2 separate regions of the Homo sapiens genome follow, and region 2 is linked to region 1. Evidence: chromatin contacts called from ENCODE Hi-C or POLR2A ChIA-PET data. All regions are on one chromosome and are shown on one strand. Each heading gives the region's core, a stretch centred on a gene start or an enhancer-like site at or near the end of the contact. The rest is flanking DNA. Distances are from core to core; before and after follow the strand shown. Region 1 has its middle 110 kb from the start of RPS23. Region 2 has its middle 200 kb from the start of MIR3977.

Evidence for each region. A loop is a pair of places that touch in the nucleus more often than their neighbours do. ChIA-PET counts read pairs that join two places held with the same protein, here RNA polymerase II (POLR2A). Pooled maps may share reads with other maps.
Region 2: a map of PC-3 shows a loop between it and region 1 (10-fold over the local background). The contact joins two enhancer-like sites. A Hi-C loop is called at or near these places in 5 of 168 maps with a recorded cell type or tissue (Caco-2, HepG2, PC-3 and 2 more) and 1 of 50 pooled maps. POLR2A ChIA-PET finds 5 or more read pairs at or near these places in 2 of 52 experiments (HepG2 and IMR-90).

The regions. Positions count from the first base shown.
Region 1 is chr5:82,386,418-82,391,831 of GRCh38, reverse strand. No RefSeq gene overlaps it. Among named protein-coding and RNA genes, the nearest start is that of RPS23, 110 kb to the right of the region's middle. Within about 2 kb of position 3,969, at least 4 of the 41 ENCODE cell types and tissues checked have a DNase peak (open chromatin) inside an H3K27ac peak, as active enhancers do; they include PC-3, where a contact is called at or near this core.
Region 2 is chr5:82,634,209-82,639,836 of GRCh38, reverse strand. No RefSeq gene overlaps it. Among named protein-coding and RNA genes, the nearest start is that of MIR3977, 200 kb to the left of the region's middle. Within about 2 kb of position 4,074, at least 3 of the 41 ENCODE cell types and tissues checked have a DNase peak (open chromatin) inside an H3K27ac peak, as active enhancers do; they include PC-3, where a contact is called at or near this core.

The DNA.
Region 1 (5,414 bases), core at 2,720-5,219:
CAGGACATGAATCCCTGGAGGTGCTTATGAGAATGCCAGGGAAGGTTTTTTTTTTTTAAAGAGTCAAGCTTCTTAGCTTGGCGTTAAAGCCCCTTCAAGTCCAGGCCTCATTCTCCATTTCTGGCCATACCTCCCACTTGTCCTCCTTAAATACTTTGGGTTCTAGCCAAGTTAAACTACTTTCTGGGCCTTTAATTTGTTCTGCAATTTCCTACCCCTATGTCCTTGGTTTTCCTATTTAAAAAGCATGTTCCCCTCATAGAGAGAAGGTGTTGTCAAAGTTGCCCCCATCTTTCAATGACCAACTTAAATGCCTGCTCATTGCTGATCCTCCCAGCTGGAATTAATTATTTTTCTCCTGTTGTGTCTTAATATTTGATTTACACTTACATCTCATAATTCTACCTATATTCTGATTTATGTAATAGTCATTCATGTACACATATTTTCTCCAATATAAACTATATGTATCTACTGTAGACTGCAAATGACTTGAGGGCAGAAGTTGTGATTGTTAATTTTATTTTCTTATAACACTCAGTACAGTGCCTTACAAGTAGCTGATGTTCAATAGATGTACTTTGAGTGGAGGTAGATAAACCATCTGGTAAGGAATGACCATTGCAACATTCAATAACTCTTCATTGTTTAAATGTATTACCCTAACTTTTAAAGTTCTCCATATTATGGCCCCAATTTAACTTCTCACTCCCTCCTACAGAAATCTTAATTCATGCTAAAATATTCTACTGACAGACGGCCAAAGTGGCCCCCATACTGTATCCATCACCTCTACCTGACCCACATTTACGATTTTCATGAATCAGTTCAAAGTGCTTCTCCATAAAGCCCCTGAATGAATTGTATCCATTCAACCTGCAATGCTCTTTCCATCTTCTGATCACGTTGATAATGTTCGTATCAACTGCAATTTTTTTGCAATTTTTCTTATTACTTAAATGTAATTACTGTTAAATACCATCCCTAGCTAAATCATGTTTCTTTTCATTTGCCACAGTATTTCGTTCATAGCAGGACTCAGAAAATTTTTGATTTGATGATTTTATCATTCATTCAAATTAGCAGTAATATCATTCCAATGTATTCAACAATATTAATTACATAATTTTAAAATATGCTTTAGTATTTTCAACTATAACATGAACTATATTAATGAATAATAATATGTGAATATATATGCTAATAATTATTTAAAGGATTTTAAAATAAATCTTTTAAATAGGTTAAATTATATGTCATCATGCTTATGTTATATATATGCTTTGCATATATACCAAAATGTATTCCAGATATACCCAAAATTGATTCAAATTACTAGATCAATTTAATTAAAGCTTGTTGTAAACTAAATAATAGCGAACAGTCTCCTCTTTTCAATACATTTCTATAGATTTTTCTAGGAATAATTTTAAAGCTAATAAATTTAAAGCTAGACAGATTTCATATAAAGAAACAAAACTTTACTACAAAATCAAGATATGTTGCTGAATACTTTCAATATACTCATCTTGTCATCTCAGCAAAAATAAGCCACTTATCCTTGTTTATTTTTCAGAATTTTACTTTCCTCTTACAAACATATTTCTACCTTGTGTTAATTATCTTTCTTTCACAACCTCCTGTTGCATTTCATTTTCTGTCCATTTATAGTTTGACAGCTTGCTCTGGGCTCATTCTATTTTATAGCGAACGCTATTTCTGTCTTTGTCAAATCTCAAGCCCATTGTCATTCTCCCTCCTCCTTTAAACGGAGCACTGTAAGTAGACATACACCTAATTCATGATCATGTCTTCAAGTGGCTGTCAAGTGAGAAACTATATTCATATAGTCATTTAAATTATAATATTATAAAACATAATGTCATTAAATACTAATTGGGTGCTGTGAGTAAATAGAGAACACTATTAATATCTCTGGGTTGTTATTATCAGAGAGAGGTAGGTGGATATAGTAGAACTTGAGCTTCAGTTATGTACAGGTTAGCAAGGTAAAGAGGTAGCATAAATAGGGGAGCACTATGACTTTGATGCTGGACAGAACTAGAGTATGTCACGCAGGTCTCCTGCTAATTTGCTGTGTGATCTTGAGCAAACCACTTCACCTCTCTAAACCTTAGTTTTCCGTAAGAAAGCTTTCAAATAGGGGCACTCATTCTTACCTCACAGGGTTGTTGGAAGGACAGAAAGAATACATAAAGCACATAACAGTACTCAGCACAGAGTCAACACTCAGTCCATTACTTCTTAAAGGATAGGGCAGTCCAGGGGGAGAAAACCCAGGGACTGTGCATGTTCAACTCAACTACTGCCCCAGCAAAACTGAGGGCAACCACTACCTACGGCCCCTCTGGGCAGTAGGGACCACTGCTTCCCAATGGAAATCCTCTTCTCCTCTCCTATTTTCCCTCCCACTGCCAGTCAGGAGAGCTTTCATCAGCCAATTACAAACCCAAAATCAAATCCACAAGTCAGATAATGTAGCTAACTTTTTCCTTTGCGGGGATAAAAAAAGTGATAGAGGCTGAAGGAAAAATATAGCTCTGCTGCTGCCGCAGACAATGTTCTCAGGCAAAGAAACTGACTCACAGCTGGACAACTTCGAGAAAGAAAATTTTCCACAAAACAGCAACGATGCCACAAAATAAAAGAAAAATGAGAAAAAGCTATGACCTGCGGTTCCATAACTACATCGCTGCTGCCTAACTTTTCTGTGAACCTAATGACTCATTTTACTGTCAGTTCTAGTGTTTTAATCACTTCCTGAAGGAGCACATGGAGGGCGGAGCTTGGCCTGAATTGATGACTTCCCCGATAGCTTCACCAGAGCATAACCCACGTCCTCAAGCCCTTCACTGCAAAAACATGGCCTTGTCCACAAAGAGGGAATGGCCCTGCATTGAGTTGGATCCTCACATCCAGCACACACTGCATTTCATCAATGGCAATGCCAAAGTCATATTCAGGTAGGCTGAGAAGAAGCAAAAAAAAAAAAAAAAAAAAAAAAAAAAAAAAAAACAGGCAAAAATGATCCCAAAACATCATGCCTGATAAATGGAGGAGATAATAAGAGAGTGCCTGGTGGGCACGCAAGCACAATTACACAGCGCAGGCCAGGTGGAAAGGCTCCAGCTGGAAAAGGTCAGGGGTTGGGAGCCCTCAATTTATTGAGCACTGGGTGTGTGGGAGCAAAGGGGGCACCCAAAAGAAGGGAATCGGTGCACAGCGTGACAGACAACAGGGACATCGAGGATGTCTCCAGGGAGACGAAGGAGGGATTTCAGGGAAAAGGAGGCCTGGCCCAGGGGTGACCACACACTCAGGGTGCAAGGAGAGGGTTGGCGGGGCGGGGAATGAGTCCTGGCCCCAGAAGCCCCAAATGAAGCCAAAGAGAGGCAAAGTCTGGAGCACAACGTGGATGAGGTGACAAGAGGGGCCGCCATTGACCAAGGAAAGAATCTGAAATATTATTGTGGTCAGAGAGGCAGATAACTTTTATAAGAGCATTCCAGAATGAGCAGATGGGAAAGGCAGTTCAAGCAAGGAGGGAGATATCTGTTTATTTTCATAGGCAATTGTAGGCTTAAAAGGCAATCTGGGAGATTTTTTAGCCTTAAATAGATAAGCAGTATACTATTTTCTAGTAGACCACCAAATATAACCTGGTGTCTGGAATACAATTTAATAGGCAATTCCCAGAATAAATTATACCGATGTAGCTATGTATTTTCAGCCTTGTGAAAGGGTGCATGTGTATTTTCCTCTCCCAGAAGTGCATCCAAAGTTTTACTAATTCACAGCCTCCTGCTTCTCCCCACACTGCCCAGTGTCAGATGACATTTCTTGACAGTCCCCAACATGGATCCCGAAGTCCCAGCACTTGGGACCCCTCCTGCTGCCCCCCAACCCCGCAAGAACTACCTTCCCACAGACAGGGTTCTCTCGGGTGTGGCTCTCATCCTGGGGGAGCTGACGGTGCATGGCTAGTTTCCTTAGCACCTAGTGGAAACTAAACCAATCCCAAGGACAAACACAAGTGGATAGGAATCCCATGTGCAGTCCACACACACTTGACACAGCAAACACAAAATACACCTCCCAATGTCACAGCCTTCATTTAGTTCACGCTACTATATACCTCAATTCCACTGGAAAAAAAACATTAATAAAAAACTTCCTACTTCAAAAACTGGCAAATTACTTTGATGCTACTTCAAACTCTGTGTTTTCAGTTCTCCCACATTTTTGCCTTGATCCCTGGATAAGAAACCAATATATCAAAGTGAATACCTTGTTTGTGTTTATCATTGTTATCTTTATGAGAAGGCATTAACCCTTGCCCTTTGAGATAACGGAATCAGTGGACCTCAGATCAAACAAACTAAACTAAGAACGTCTGAGACATGGGAAGTTTGTCCCTGGGATGTTGGTATGCGGTGGCCCTATCCAGCTTTAGAACACTAACCCCCACCCCACCCCCAAGGCATTCAGAAATAATTTTATTTGCTCTTATTCATCAGCAAAGGAAAAGTAGCAAACCCCAGAGCCAAAGACTATTCATCCCACCCTGTGATAACCCTGACCCTAGTAAAGCCAACATCTGTCTCGTGTTTGAGGTGGCTGACGGCCAACTGGGGATCAGAAAACAACAATTTCCCTGGTCAGATGTAAGCTTTGCCCAGCATGTTGACTTTATAAACCACCCTGTAAGCTCAGTAAATTTAATTGGTAGATAGGGTTGTCTTTCCTTGGCTCATTTCCCACCAATTAATATTACCGGCATGAGTACCCATATGATCAGACGTACACTAACAAGACTCTGTCTAGACAGGCAGAAAAGGTTTTTTCTTTGTATTTTTTCCAGAATTAGGCATTAATGTGCTACTCGTGAATGGAACAAATGTTTACATAAATCCATACTGGGAAAAGAAATTCTTCTCTCAAACACTTCCAGGGGAGACATCATTGGCAGGATTAGCTGCATATTGGAGCTGCCATATTAGTTCATTTTCCCTGTACTTCAAAGATGCAGGAGCCAACAAGAGGGAGGGCACCACAGTAAGAAATGTGAGTAGCAAGGTTATAAATCAGTACTTTTGACAGGGTGATTCCAGACAGCTTTGCTTTAACCAACATTCGACCTTACTTTATAGTGGTGAGGAGGTATTGAGCATAGTTAAGTGTTAAAAAATGACCCTGGCCTTCCCTACAATGTGGTATGAAAAAATATAAAAGGCACTTTTAAACATTACTTTGAAAATCTTAAGTGAGGTATATAGTACAGAAATATCTGTTATCCAAAATCTAAGATTTTATTGTTTTCAAAAGAGGAATTTTTAAAAGTACCCCCTCCAAGGCAAACAAAAAATGTCAAGCTGTGAGACGTAAATAAAACT
Region 2 (5,628 bases), core at 2,825-5,324, 250 kb before region 1:
CTGCACTGATTTTCCAGCTTGTTTTCTTTGCTCAAGTCTCTGAAAGACATTATGAGCTTAATCATTGTCATAAAGAGAAAATGAAAGATTGCAGGCTTTCTGATTAGCATTTAGCATATTTTTTTCATAGAATTTCAAGAGCACATAAAACTCACTTGTTTCCTATCAGCATTTCCCCTTGCCCCTTTAGTTTGCTGACATGTGATTTTCAAGTCAGTTTTGGAAATCTGAAACCTGTTAGAGATTGCAGATGCCAAGATCTGCATGACTGCTGTAGTTTTGGCAAGGTCTGCTCTTTAAAGACAACAAAGGCAATAAATAGAAATCTTGCTTTCCTCTGACTCTATTCTTTTTCAAAAGAAAAAATGTCTTTGTGAATGCATGGCGTTTAACAAGATTTCTAGACCTTCTTGCTTTAGACCTTTTTTGTTCTTAGTTTTTATTCAATGTAGCATTTGGGCTTTTCATCTTGCAAACCATAAGCTTATTTCTGTTATCAGCTTCCACTAAGAGCACAGTCTTGTCTGTGTTCTCTTTAATGTCTGTGATTCTCTTTAATAAAACTAATCATCTAAGTGCCAATGGTTGGAAGCAATAAAAATATGTTTCTGCCAATATGAACAATTATTTGACTAATTTGAACCCTAACCCTGGCCAAGTCCCTTCATCTTCATGTCACTTAAGTCAGCTTGTAAAGAGGCAAAAAAAAAAAAAAACTGCAAAAGAGATACAGCTAAATAAGCATGTAGATGAAAAGAAGGAGACATCTGACTTAGGGCTTGGGAAAATGGAGGCATTTGAGGCCTTCAAGATTGGGTATAATTGTAATGGAGAGAAATGGGAGAGACAGAAGTGGGGCAGGAATATTAAAAGCAAATGTGTAAAGATGAGAAGGAGAAAGACATGTTGAAGAACAGCCAGAGGTTCAGTTTCGTTACAGACTTACTGTGTGGTAACATTACATACTGAGAGACGGAGTAGGAAAGGTGGTTTGTAGTTAGATTGCAGAGGATGAATGAATGGTCTGTACTTCACCAGAGAACAATGGAGAGTCAGTGGAAGTTTAAAGTATAGAAGTAACTCCAAAACATCCAGAGCAATTAGGCAGATGTGTTTAAGGAAGATTATAAGGGGAAGAAAGGATAACATCCAGCCAGTTAGAAAAAGTATTGCAATGGGATAAGGGAAAGGTAATAAGGCAGAGAGAGTGAAAATTTAAAAATAGAAATATGGGACTAGAGCCACTCCTAAGATGCATGGGGTCACAGGCAGTTTTTTTTTTTTTTTTTTTTTTTTTGCAAGGCCCTTCTCTATGTAAACTACCGATCTTTAAAAACTGTTTTACAAAATTTATAGACCTACGTGAAATATAGCCATGTATTGAAGAGGTACATATACATTTGTTAATTGTCTAGTCAATGCATATAGAGATTGTAGTGTTCAGGAAACATTTCTTCATGTTCTTTATTGTCATAGACATTGTTCCTACCTAATTTCTTACCTCCCACTATAATGAAAAGGAGGCAAATTGTTAATACAAAGCCAGAGCTCTTCAAAATCTTTTTTCTATATATTTTTTTTTTTTGAGACAGTCTCGCTCTGTCGCCCAGGCTGGAGGGCAGTGGTGTGATCTTGGCTCACTGCAACCTCTGCCTCCCGGGTTCAAGCAATTCTCCTGCCTCAGCCTCCTGAGTAGCTGGGATTACAGGCATGTGCCACCACGCTTGGCTAATTTTTGTATTTTTAGTAGGGATGGGGTTTCACCATGTTGGTCAGGATTGTCTCGAACTCCTGACTTCATGATCTGCCCACCTCAGTCTCCCAAAGTGCTAGGATTACAGGCGTGAGCCACTGTGCCCAGACAGAATCTATTTATATTGAAACAATATTGCCCTTCTTGCTACTGGTTTCCTAGCACCATTTATTTAATGCTGTTAGATCATTATTTAAGATGCTGTACCATCCATTGTGCTTCCTGAGAATAATGGATTCCAATGATAATCTCAAATATTGTTACTGTTCTTTGTTAATGGTGCAAATTTCAGTTAGTTTGTGGGAAAATGTTAGCAATAAGTCGTGTCCTGGTCATTTTAAATTACCATTTGGATTTTATACTATAAATGTAGAACAATTTGTCCTTCAACCATACTTTTCTCTTGAATTCTTTATAATAATTTTATTCTTGGAATGTGATTTCTTTCAAACTTCCTTTTGCATGAACAGCAATCGAAAAGACAAATAAGAAGCTCATGGACAGATCAAGAATAGTTCTTCCATTCCTGCAAGAAATATACATCCCTCATCTACATTGGCTTAAGACTGTCTCAGGAGAAGACAATGTCTCCACCTTGATCACAAGCAAGAAAGGATGTCAGTCAGAAAGGTTTGTTGGCATTGTAGAGCAGTAATCTTGAAAGCCTTCAAATGTGTCAGGTACAGCCATCCCAGAAGATCTCTGACTTGGAGCACCAAGCTGTAGATGGATGGAGGGACCACCCTGAGTGCCAGCAGTGGAAGACACACAGGGAGAAGGGGGCTGCCACCATTCCCACTGCAGCGCCATGATCAGAACAGGCATAAGTGAAAGCCAATGCATGGCTCACACACATTTTGGTGTTGGGCCAGAGGCCAGAATTCATCTTGTGTATTTCATGGGTAGGAATAACTCAAAATCAGTTCATCAGCATCATTCTTGTAGCCAAACTTGTATGATTTCATGAAAGAAATATCATGCTAACTGGCAGGAGTGATATCTTCCCTAAGGTGACTCCAAATTCAGAAGTCCTGAAGTTCCTTAGGGCATTGTGTTGATTCCTGGCAAATGAGGGTCAGATAATGCACTGTGGGGAGAAATAGGGAGCTGGTACCATAGGGGCCCTCTACAGGGCTTGGGTCACCTCCTGGAATAGCACTAATAGTTGCAGACAGCTCCAGGAACCAAAGGGAGACTTACAGAAAGTTGAGGAGGCCACTGTTAAGCACGAGGCTCTGCTGTATGGGACCCAGAGCAGGAGTCCCACTTGCCCAGATGGAAGGGAAGCACTTTGAGGAACATAAGGTATGAGTAATAAGCTCTGAAGATTGCACACAAAGTGGAGAGAGAGACATTGAAGATGGCATCAAAGTTGTGATCCTGCATACTGAATGATCTGTAATGCCATTGGTCAGGTGCTGCACTTGCCTTCTGAACAGTCCTGTAGGCCATTTGTACCTCTGAGACCTTTCAACAAAATGAAAGAAAATAAATAGGACCATGCTAAATTACTTGACCTCTCTGCATCTCCATTTTTATCTGCAAAATGGAAAGAATAAGGTTTTACATGTCTATTAAGACCATTGAGATAATATTTGTAAATCACTTAGAACAGCCCTGGCACAAAGTAAGTACTATTTAAGTGACTGATAAATATATGTTTTACTTTTTCCAAACCTTCCTTACCGTATAAACAATGTAAACAAGGGTGCTAAAGAATCTCGCAGTTTACCAGAATATTAAAGCCTCAACATACAACTACCTTATCCCTCTAGAAGCTCCTTCTTTCTTCTTTTGAGAAGGGGAACAATTAGAAACAGAATTTTGTCCTGCTTTAAATATTGGTCTTCAGGTACATTTTAATCACATCCCATTAATGCTGTAGCTAAGAGCCAAGTTCAAATGTTCGATATCCCTTGCTTTCAAAGGCCTCTACTGTTACAATACAAATCAAGAGATTTGGTGTACCATTTGTGCCTGTAGCAGAAAATGATGAGCTAAGATTTTTTTTTCTTCATCTACCATAGCATCAGTTCTATTTTACCTTAAAGAGTACACATATTTAGATATCTGTCTGCCCTTGTTAGACTGTAAGTTTCTTGTTGTCTGGGGCTATGTTGTTTTCATCTCTCTATTCCTCAGCAGTGGATAGCACAGTGTTTACACAAAGTACCTATTCACTGGCTCTTTGCTGAGCAAACTGATTCAGGAAAAACACACAAATGACACATGTGTACAAATACTTTCAAGTCAATGAATAACTAGATTCCTTATGAAAAACCAGAAACAATCTGCTTGAGGGTATGTGGCTGGGCCCTTCAGCTGTGACAGTGTCTGAATCACCTGTTTTGTCTGAAGACTAAACTTTTAACCTCAGCCCCACAACTCAGCCCAATGTAACGATGTAAATGAAGCCATGTGGTCGAGCAGTTCTAACAAATAGCAGTGCTATTTCTTCTGTTGCCTTAAACACTTAAGTTTCATATGACTGCAGCGTTAGAATGATTTGAAATATGTTTCCAAAGGCTTGCCTCTGCCTTCTTTGGAAATAAGTCATACCCAGCTGCAGTTCCTGCCACATCATAGTATAAATGAAACACATTTAACTTTGTTTTCTATTAGCATTGAAAACCTGAGTTCTGAATTCTGACCAAGCATCAATAATATCAGAGAGAGTTAAAGCAGAAAAGACCTCAGAAATCAGCTCATATAGTTCCTCATTTTTCCTGCTAAAGATCCACTGACAAAGAGGCATGGTAACTGGTCTACTTATCTATATAGCTCAGCAAATTACATGCAAGGAATGTGCAGATGACAAAAAATGGATATTTAGTTTATACATTATATATAGAATTTTAATCTGGGGGATAAAATTGTTAACTTTGGTTGGTTTCTGACATCCTATTCTCTCCTGGTTTTCCTCCAACTCCTTGGCCTTATTTTCTGAGTTTGCTTCCTCCCTTCTAGTGTCCTATAAATGCTGATGTTAGGGGCATGTGTATTTTTTTCTATTCTTGCTCTGCCTCCCTCTTTCCTGTGGAGCCCATCTACCCCACTGGCTTCACTAACAACTGTACTTTAACGACTTCCAAACATCTAATTTCAAGCCCAGAACTTCCTCCTGAGCCACAGACTCTTCTGCCTTGAGAAAACATCTCTACTTGACTATCTTCAAATACATCACATTCAAGATATAGTGAAAAACCTTTAACAAATGGCACTGTGAATTCTCACAATTTGACACTGGCCTTCTTCTAGGTTCATACTTCATCTCTTTTCCCTTCACACCTACCCTATCATTCACAACTAACTGCTTGCATGTCTTTAAACGCAGGGTATCCTTATACTTCCCACTTCTTTGCATTTGGTACACCTTCGGCCTGGAAGCCTCTTGTGCCTCCTTTGCCTGGTGAAATACCATTCAACTCTCCAAGCACATCTCAAAAGCCATCTGCTCCAAGGAGTCTCCATGCCTTCCAAATCTCTGTTGGTACTTCTCTCATGTCTCACCTGTTATCTTTGATCACTTGGTTAAGGTAGTGTTAGCCAGCTTTCTTCACTGTAAAGTTACTATTATTCCCTTTATATCTAAGAATTATGAACAGTGGGATACTTTGAGACTACATCAACAGCCTGTTGGTTGTAAAACTTTAACCTACCACTTTTACTCTCTGCTGATGATTTTCTAATACCTTCATTCCTTCTATACTTTAATGGCATTCTCTTTGCTCCCATTGACTTATTTTTCATTGACTTATTTATAACAGTATGGATTAACTGATTCTTATTTTGTTCAATGAGTTATAATTCATTATATTATTATTTATCTTGATGCTAAAATTATCGCTGATCTGCTCAGTGGGAGCCCCTTCAAA